2 separate regions of the Homo sapiens genome follow, and region 2 is linked to region 1. Evidence: chromatin contacts called from ENCODE Hi-C or POLR2A ChIA-PET data. All regions are on one chromosome and are shown on one strand. Each heading gives the region's core, a stretch centred on a gene start or an enhancer-like site at or near the end of the contact. The rest is flanking DNA. Distances are from core to core; before and after follow the strand shown.

Region 1 (3,535 bases), core at 780-3,279:
AATATTCCCGATGCTTCTTTGTCTACTGACTCCTCCCTGGTCATGAATAATTAAAACTCTGGCCATGCTCAAATGGCCTAATGCAACCACTACAAGAAAACATTGGGGAAAATATCTTACAGGCTCCAGAAACACCACACCCAAGGAAGATATTTGCAAGAGCAGATGGTAACAGACACAGGTTGCCTCTTCAGCCTCATCCTGGCTTAGGGCAGCCATGGCCACACGGTTCCCATCTGCGTCTGGCCCACTGAGGTGAGAGGAGGTTAGCTCGCTAGGCCTGGGCCCATTCATCTCACTCAGGACCCTAATGCTGGAGCACATTTGTGAGCCAATCAGTCCTTGGGCCTTTTTTCCTTTGAATCTCTACTTTGTTAACATTCAGCTCTCATATTTCCTGGTGACACACGAGGTCATATGTATGGCAAAGCATCCTCTGAAATCATATCGTGCTGTATTGATATTAAGCTAAAGATATACTGATCTCGGGTTGGTTATCTGTTCTTAATTCAGATGGGAAGAACAAGACCCGAAGTGGAGATAGTTCAATCCCCTACCCCCAATTTCCCAGCCGCACCGCTTAGGTACCCCCAAGTGGCATCATGTGACCACTTCTGGCTATCACGTGGTGAACCCCAAAACTTGGGTTCACCCTGAGATGCCACATGGGTTCTTGGCTTCATGCAGGAAGGAATTTAAGAGTGAGCTGACAGAGTAAAGTGAAAGCAAATTTATTAAGAAAGCAAAGGAATAAAAGGGTGGTTGCTCCATAGGCAAAGCAGTGGCATGGGCTGCTTGACTGAGTATACTGTCAGTTCTTTGTTGCTCATATGCTAAACAAGGGGTGGATTATTCATGAGTTTTTTGGGAAAGGGGTGGGAAGTTTCCCAAACTGAAGGTTCCTCCCCTTTCTAGACCGTATAACATAATTTCTGAATGTTGCCATGGTGTTTATAAGCTGACATGGTGCTGGTGGGAGTGTTTTTTCCCAAGCTAATGCATTATAATTAGTGTATAATGAGCAGTGAGGATGACCAGAGGTCGCTTTCCTCACCATCTTCGTTTTGGTGGGTTTTGGCTGGCTTCTTGACCACATTCTGTTTTATCAGGGGGGTCTTTGTGAGTTGTACCTTGCAAAACCAGTCCTGCCTATTCTTGTCTCATTTATTCAAGATGGAGTCACTCTGGTTGGAAAGCCTCTGACATGGCCACTGAGTAGGTAGCAGACGTGGTAGGTGCCACCTCTGGGTGGAAGTATTTTAGAGCTGGTGCAAGATGTCCCTGGTCTGTGTTCCCTGCCACGACAATTGTGGGGGCCACAGGTTGAGGTGTTAGCATTGCGAGAAACTGAGAACCAGAGAGACCGATACGGAGAACGGGAGGATTGTTTATTTTAGGTACGCACTGGCTCAGTGGATTCGCATCCAAAAAGCTGAGCATTGAACAACGACTGAGTGGGGTTTTTATAAGCAGACTTACAAAAGTAAAACAAAAGCAGTTAATCATATAGTGTATAATTTGTGGCCTTGTAGCTGCGTCAAAAGAAAAACAAGAACTGGCTAAATACAGACATTTGTAAAACATAATCACGTTTAAGAAGCCTGGGAAAGGAGTAACAGTAAAGTAATTTATCTTTTTCTCTTTTTTTTTCCTTCAACATTGCTCTGGGGGAGAGGGGTGTCTGAAGCCCATTCCTTTGGCCTTGGCTGCTCGTACAGCATTATCTTATAACTGTCCTTGAAGTGTGCTTGCTAGGCAGAGGAAAACTTCTTTTTTTCTTGTGAACCCTTGCCTGTTACTTTTCTTGGAGTGAATGAATGCATATTTATTTTTAAATTTCTGCCTCATTAGAGCCACCTATGAAAGCAGACTGGATCGCTGAGTCACTCAGTGGAAGCCTGTTTCAAAACACAGTGTATCAGTAGAAATTTTGAGGTATAGTGAAGCCAACAGATCAGGAGATGATTGCTATTGAAAAAGTAGTTTGTTACTCACAGTTCCCAGGAGGAGGGGACACCGCCTGCCACGCCACACAGAGCCACACGGGGAAGCACCAAGGTCAGTTAGGAGGTGGAGGGAAAAGAAGGCTTTGTTTGGTTTGGGTGGGTTGTTTGCATCTGAAAAGTGCTGTCATGGCAACTTGTATCTCTAGAAATTGGCTAACTCTAGGGGGTCAGCGAGGCCCCAGATGTCAGAGCATTGGAATGCAGGAAATAAAAGATGTGGTTAATACCAAGACAAGTGTTCCGGAGGGCTGCACAATCTGCACTGGACTTTGTGGGAGGGGAAATTAAACTTTGTTCTGTGAAGCATTCATACTTGGGGATTCATTTACCACCGGCAGTGTGCTACTGCAGGAACACAGGAGAAGCAGGGGCATGTGAAAAAACAGCAGTCTCAGCATAGGCATAGCATCTGCCACACTGACAAAGTTCGTTCATTTATTCATTCCAATATTCAGCCAGTGGTTGTTGAGCACCAGCTGTGTGTCAGGCCTGGGGCTGGGGACTGGATCACAGAGACCAGGCACTAACCCTGCTCCCACAGACCTCTTAGTCTCACGAGAAAGGTGACACATGTGAAAGGACAAGGATGGGCTGGACACAGTGGCTCATGCCTATAATCCCAGCACTTTGGGAGGCCGAAGTGGGAGGTGCTTGAGGCCAGGAGTTCGAGGCCAGCCTGGGCAACATTGCAAGACCCTGTCTCTACAAAAAAGAAAAAAATTACCTGGGCATGGTGGCATGCACCTGTAGTCCCAGCTGCTCTGGAGGCTGAGGAGGAAGGATCGCTTTAGCTGAGTTGGAGGCTGCAGCGAGCTGTGATCTACACTCCAGCCTGAGCGACAGAGTGAAAGCTTGACTCAAAAAAAAAAGAAGGAAGGACAAAGATGATAGAGTGTGAAGACTGCCATGCAGAGCTGGGTCTCCAGTGGGTGGGTAAACAGAGGAGGGAGTGAATCAGGGAGGACTTCTCACAGGAAGTGACACTTAGGGTAGGTGTTCATGGAGTTACATAAGAATTCCCTGTGCAGAGACAATGGGCACAGATGTTCTGGGATGTCTAGGAAGCACATGTATAAGGGCACGTCCAGGTCTGGCAGAGTTCAGTGGGGCTGGAGCAGAGGAGCACTGGGGTATGGTGAGACATGGCTGGAAAGCCAGCTGGGTTGACATCTGCAAAGGCTTTGGGTGCACTGACAAGGGCTGCAGGTGACTGACGGCCATGCAGGTGACATTAGGAGATTGGCAGTCACAGCCTTTCCTTCTTAAATTCCCCTCACCTCCTTCAGTGGCTGTCCTATCAGATGATTAGTGTTCATTTAACCCCTCTTGTTATAGTTGGGGAAGAACCCCATAAGCTCCTCTAATTTAAGGCAGGGATAGTAAATGCCATCCTCCCTTCCAGCACTCAGGGCAGACATCAGCAATCGATCGACATTCTTTGCATCAGAGGCCAGATTGAGCCTCAGAGGCCTTTTCAACACAGCTCTTCAGGCAACAAATATCCAAGGGCCCAAATTGGTGTGCAAGTC
Region 2 (3,285 bases), core at 782-3,281, 130 kb before region 1:
TGTGTGTGTGTGTGTGTGTGCCCTGTTTCCTCCCCGCCCCGACACTTGCCTTTGAGATTAGAGGAGCTTGTTGTGTGGCTTCTGTAAAGTTCCCAGACTCTGGTGAGTGTCACATCAGTGTCTGATGAAAGGCAGCTTGTAAATATAAAATGCTGCTTTGATTGCAATAAAGGTTCATGCACAAAGTAAGAGAAATAACAGGAACAAAAATAAAGAAAAGAAAAAAGTTCAGGCTAGGTCAACAAGTCCACGTTTCCTACCTGAACTGTGGGCTCTGGGATGGGTTGTTGGGGACAGACCTTGAAGCAGAGAGGACCACAGAGCCAGGACCAGGGCCACAGGGCTTGAGGAATTGTCTATTCCTGCTGAGGGTGGGGAGTTCAGGAGAGCAACGATTTCTGTTCCTTGTTGATGACCTTGGCCAACTCTTCGACTCCTCAGGCTGCTCTTTTTCCCGCCCCCAGGTGGCGCTCTTTCCTCCTTCCTTCCCACCCCTCCATTGGTGACTTCATCCACCATCGTGGTGCAGCCCTAGCTTCTATCTGGACAACGCCCACCTTTCCCTCCCATACCGATCTCAGTGACGTCTCCATGAAGCCCTTCTAAGTTTCACCCATGCAGAGGTGGAAATACATGATTGCACTTGTTATTTAAGGAGGTTTCCTGTGTGCCCCCGCTGTGCTGAGGCCTCGATATAGAATCTCAGTTATTCCTCAGGAAATCTTCGCATGCAAGTGGTTTATTTGGGAAAGGATCCCAGGAAACACTGGCAGGAGAGATGGGAAGTGAGACGGGAAGGGAAGGCGGCCAGCAAAGGGGGCATGGATGGATGAGCTGGTCATAGAATGTTTGAAGAGACATGGCTTAGGAAGGAAATTCATTTGAATTTTTTTAACTTTGGACCTGTGCTTTCAAATGTCTTCTCCCTTGCCTGGCACAGTGGCTCATGCCTGTAACCCAGCATTTTGGAAGGCCGTGCAGGAGGATTAATTAAGGCCAGGAGTTTGAGACTAGCCTGGGCAACATAGTGAGACCTCGTCTCTATAAAAAAATCAAAAATATTAGTGGGGCATGATGGTGTAGACCTGTAGTCCCAGCTAGTTGGGAGGCTGAGGAGGGAGAATTGCTTGAGCACAGGAGTTTGAGGCTGCAGTGAGCTATGATTGTGCCACTGTACTGCAGCCTGGGTGACAGCGCAAGACCCTTTCTAAAAAAAGAAAGAGAGAGAGAGAAGGGAGAGAGAAAAGAAGGAAGAAAGGAAGGAAGGAAGGAGAAGAAAGAAGAAAGAAAAAAAGAAAGAAGAAAGAAAAAGAAAGAAAGATGGATGAAAGAAAGAAAAAGAAAGAAAGAAAGAGAAAAAAGCTCACTGTTAGAAAAAGAAGATTGACAAGGATGAAATAATGATAAATCCCAGGGGGATGAGCCTCCCAGCTCAGTCTCTGCTGGAAAAAAGTATTGAAAAGCACAGGTCCACCATGAAAAGAAATTAAAATGAATTTCATTCTTAAGCCAAACATATTCCAGAGAATCCATTTTAAGCCCTCCTGAACATTTATTGAAACCCCCTTCCATCTCCAACCCCAAAAGCTCCAAAGGACCTCACTTCTTGCTCCCCTTCCCAAGCCCCTGCTCTCAGCCTCCTCTCCCCTCTTCCCCATCTGTCCCATAAATTTGATCCCAGCAAGCAAGAATCCCTTCTTTTTATGAGCTAGAAAACTGACCAGTGACAGAAGATTTTTATTCACAGGAGGAGAGAGAGGATACTTCATTAATTTCAGTCCTACCTGTTGTACATATGTGTGTCCTGTAATAAATCATTTGTCTGACCCTTGTTTCTGGTTCCTAGGAGGAAGCTTCTAATTCTTGGAATTTCCTGAGTGATGGGATTGCCTGAGTTTATGCTAACAAGGTGACTCGGGATGGTGGCCAGCCACACCAGAAAGACCAACTGTGTGATTAGAGAGTTGGGACTTTGGGCCAGTGACATCAGCCTGATGATGTCTGGGGAGTGGAGGGGTTGCTGGAGATTGAGTTCAATCATGTGGCCAGTTATCTAGTCAATCATGCCTACATAATGAAACCACAAAAAAACCTCTGAATGATGAGACTCAGTTGAGCTCCCCGGGTTGGGAGTCATACTTCTGTGTGCTCAGAGGGCGACACAGAAGCTTTGTGAATTGGGCCCTCCCATGGGTTTTTTTTGGGGGGGTTGTTCCTTTATAATAAACAATTATAGAAAGTACAGTGCTTTTTTAGTGCTTTGAGTTGGTCTATGAGTTACTGAACCTGAGAGAGTAATGGGAGCCCCCGAATGTGTAGCCAGTTTGTCAGAAGTGTGGGTGGCCTGGGAGCCCTGGCGCTTGCAGTGGGTGCCTGAAGGGAGGACAGTCTTGTGGAAGACTGTGCCCTTAACCTGTGAAATGTGACCCAAGTCCAGGTGGCTGGTGTCAAAACTGCATTGCCTTATACTGTGGCTCAGACCATATGACAGAGATGAGAATCTGTCATTTCTGCTTGGAGAAATCAGTTTTTGGGGTGTGACTAATTTTTGCTCTGGGACCCAGATTTCACCCCCCCTAGAGTTGAGAGTTCTGCCCTTGTGTTTTATTTTCTGCTTTTGGCTAGAGATGTGAATGAGGGTGAGAAGATTATTGCCTGGGGATTGAAAACCAGGCCACAATGAAGTGGGACCCCCAAGGCCAAGAGTCCTGTCTGTGTTTTCCTCCTATAGGGAGATTGGCAGGTGGGGTCAGAGGCTACATTCATAAAGCATCTCAATTTTCCTCCACAGTTTGTGCTACTTAATGGCCCTGCATAAATACTTCTACAAGAGCCAACAAATTAATGACTCATAAGGCCCTTTAAAGCATTGGAAAGAAACTAAAAAGGAGATCTAATTTGTTTGGTTCAGGATTATTGGTATCAAGCTGGGTTTGGTGTCTTTTGTTTACTCATTGGTTTCCAAAAATAAATTTTGGGAAAACAGACCATTAAGGATAAAAGATGCTCCAGTGTACTTGAAACTGTTTGAGAAACAGGTAAAAAGGCAGTAAAATATAAAATTTATTGTGGCTGAGGGTTTTTCTAATGCCAAGCACAACAGCAGTAGACAGAAGCACAAACTGTGGACAATTGACCTTGGCTGGATCATGCCTTCTTCCCAATTTCCCAGGGCAGAGTGTCCCATTACGTAGAAATAAAAAAGAAATGCATTGTGTCTAGAGCCTGGAATGTGGGGTCCTCTGGGAATATTCATTTCAGTTACGCAACAAATATTTATTAAGC

The links. A loop is a pair of places that touch in the nucleus more often than their neighbours do. ChIA-PET counts read pairs that join two places held with the same protein, here RNA polymerase II (POLR2A). Pooled maps may share reads with other maps.
Region 2: a loop to region 1 is called in a pooled map, with 2.2 times the contacts of the local background. The contact joins two enhancer-like sites. A Hi-C loop is called at or near these places in 2 of 168 maps with a recorded cell type or tissue (Caco-2 and HepG2) and 8 of 50 pooled maps. POLR2A ChIA-PET finds 5 or more read pairs at or near these places in 1 of 52 experiments (Panc1).

The regions. Positions count from the first base shown.
Region 1 is chr7:3,192,727-3,196,261 of GRCh38, forward strand. It overlaps LOC124901574 (a long non-coding RNA gene), which reads right to left. Exons shown (of 2, transcript XR_007060192.1): 2 at 1,368-3,535. Among named protein-coding and RNA genes, the nearest start is that of SDK1, 110 kb to the right of the region's middle. RefSeq lists an enhancer at 2,076-2,756. Within about 2 kb of position 2,030, at least 4 of the 41 ENCODE cell types and tissues checked have a DNase peak (open chromatin) inside an H3K27ac peak, as active enhancers do.
Region 2 is chr7:3,065,405-3,068,689 of GRCh38, forward strand. No RefSeq gene overlaps it. Among named protein-coding and RNA genes, the nearest start is that of CARD11, 23 kb to the left of the region's middle. RefSeq lists enhancers at 403-482, 523-572. Within about 2 kb of position 2,032, at least 5 of the 41 ENCODE cell types and tissues checked have a DNase peak (open chromatin) inside an H3K27ac peak, as active enhancers do.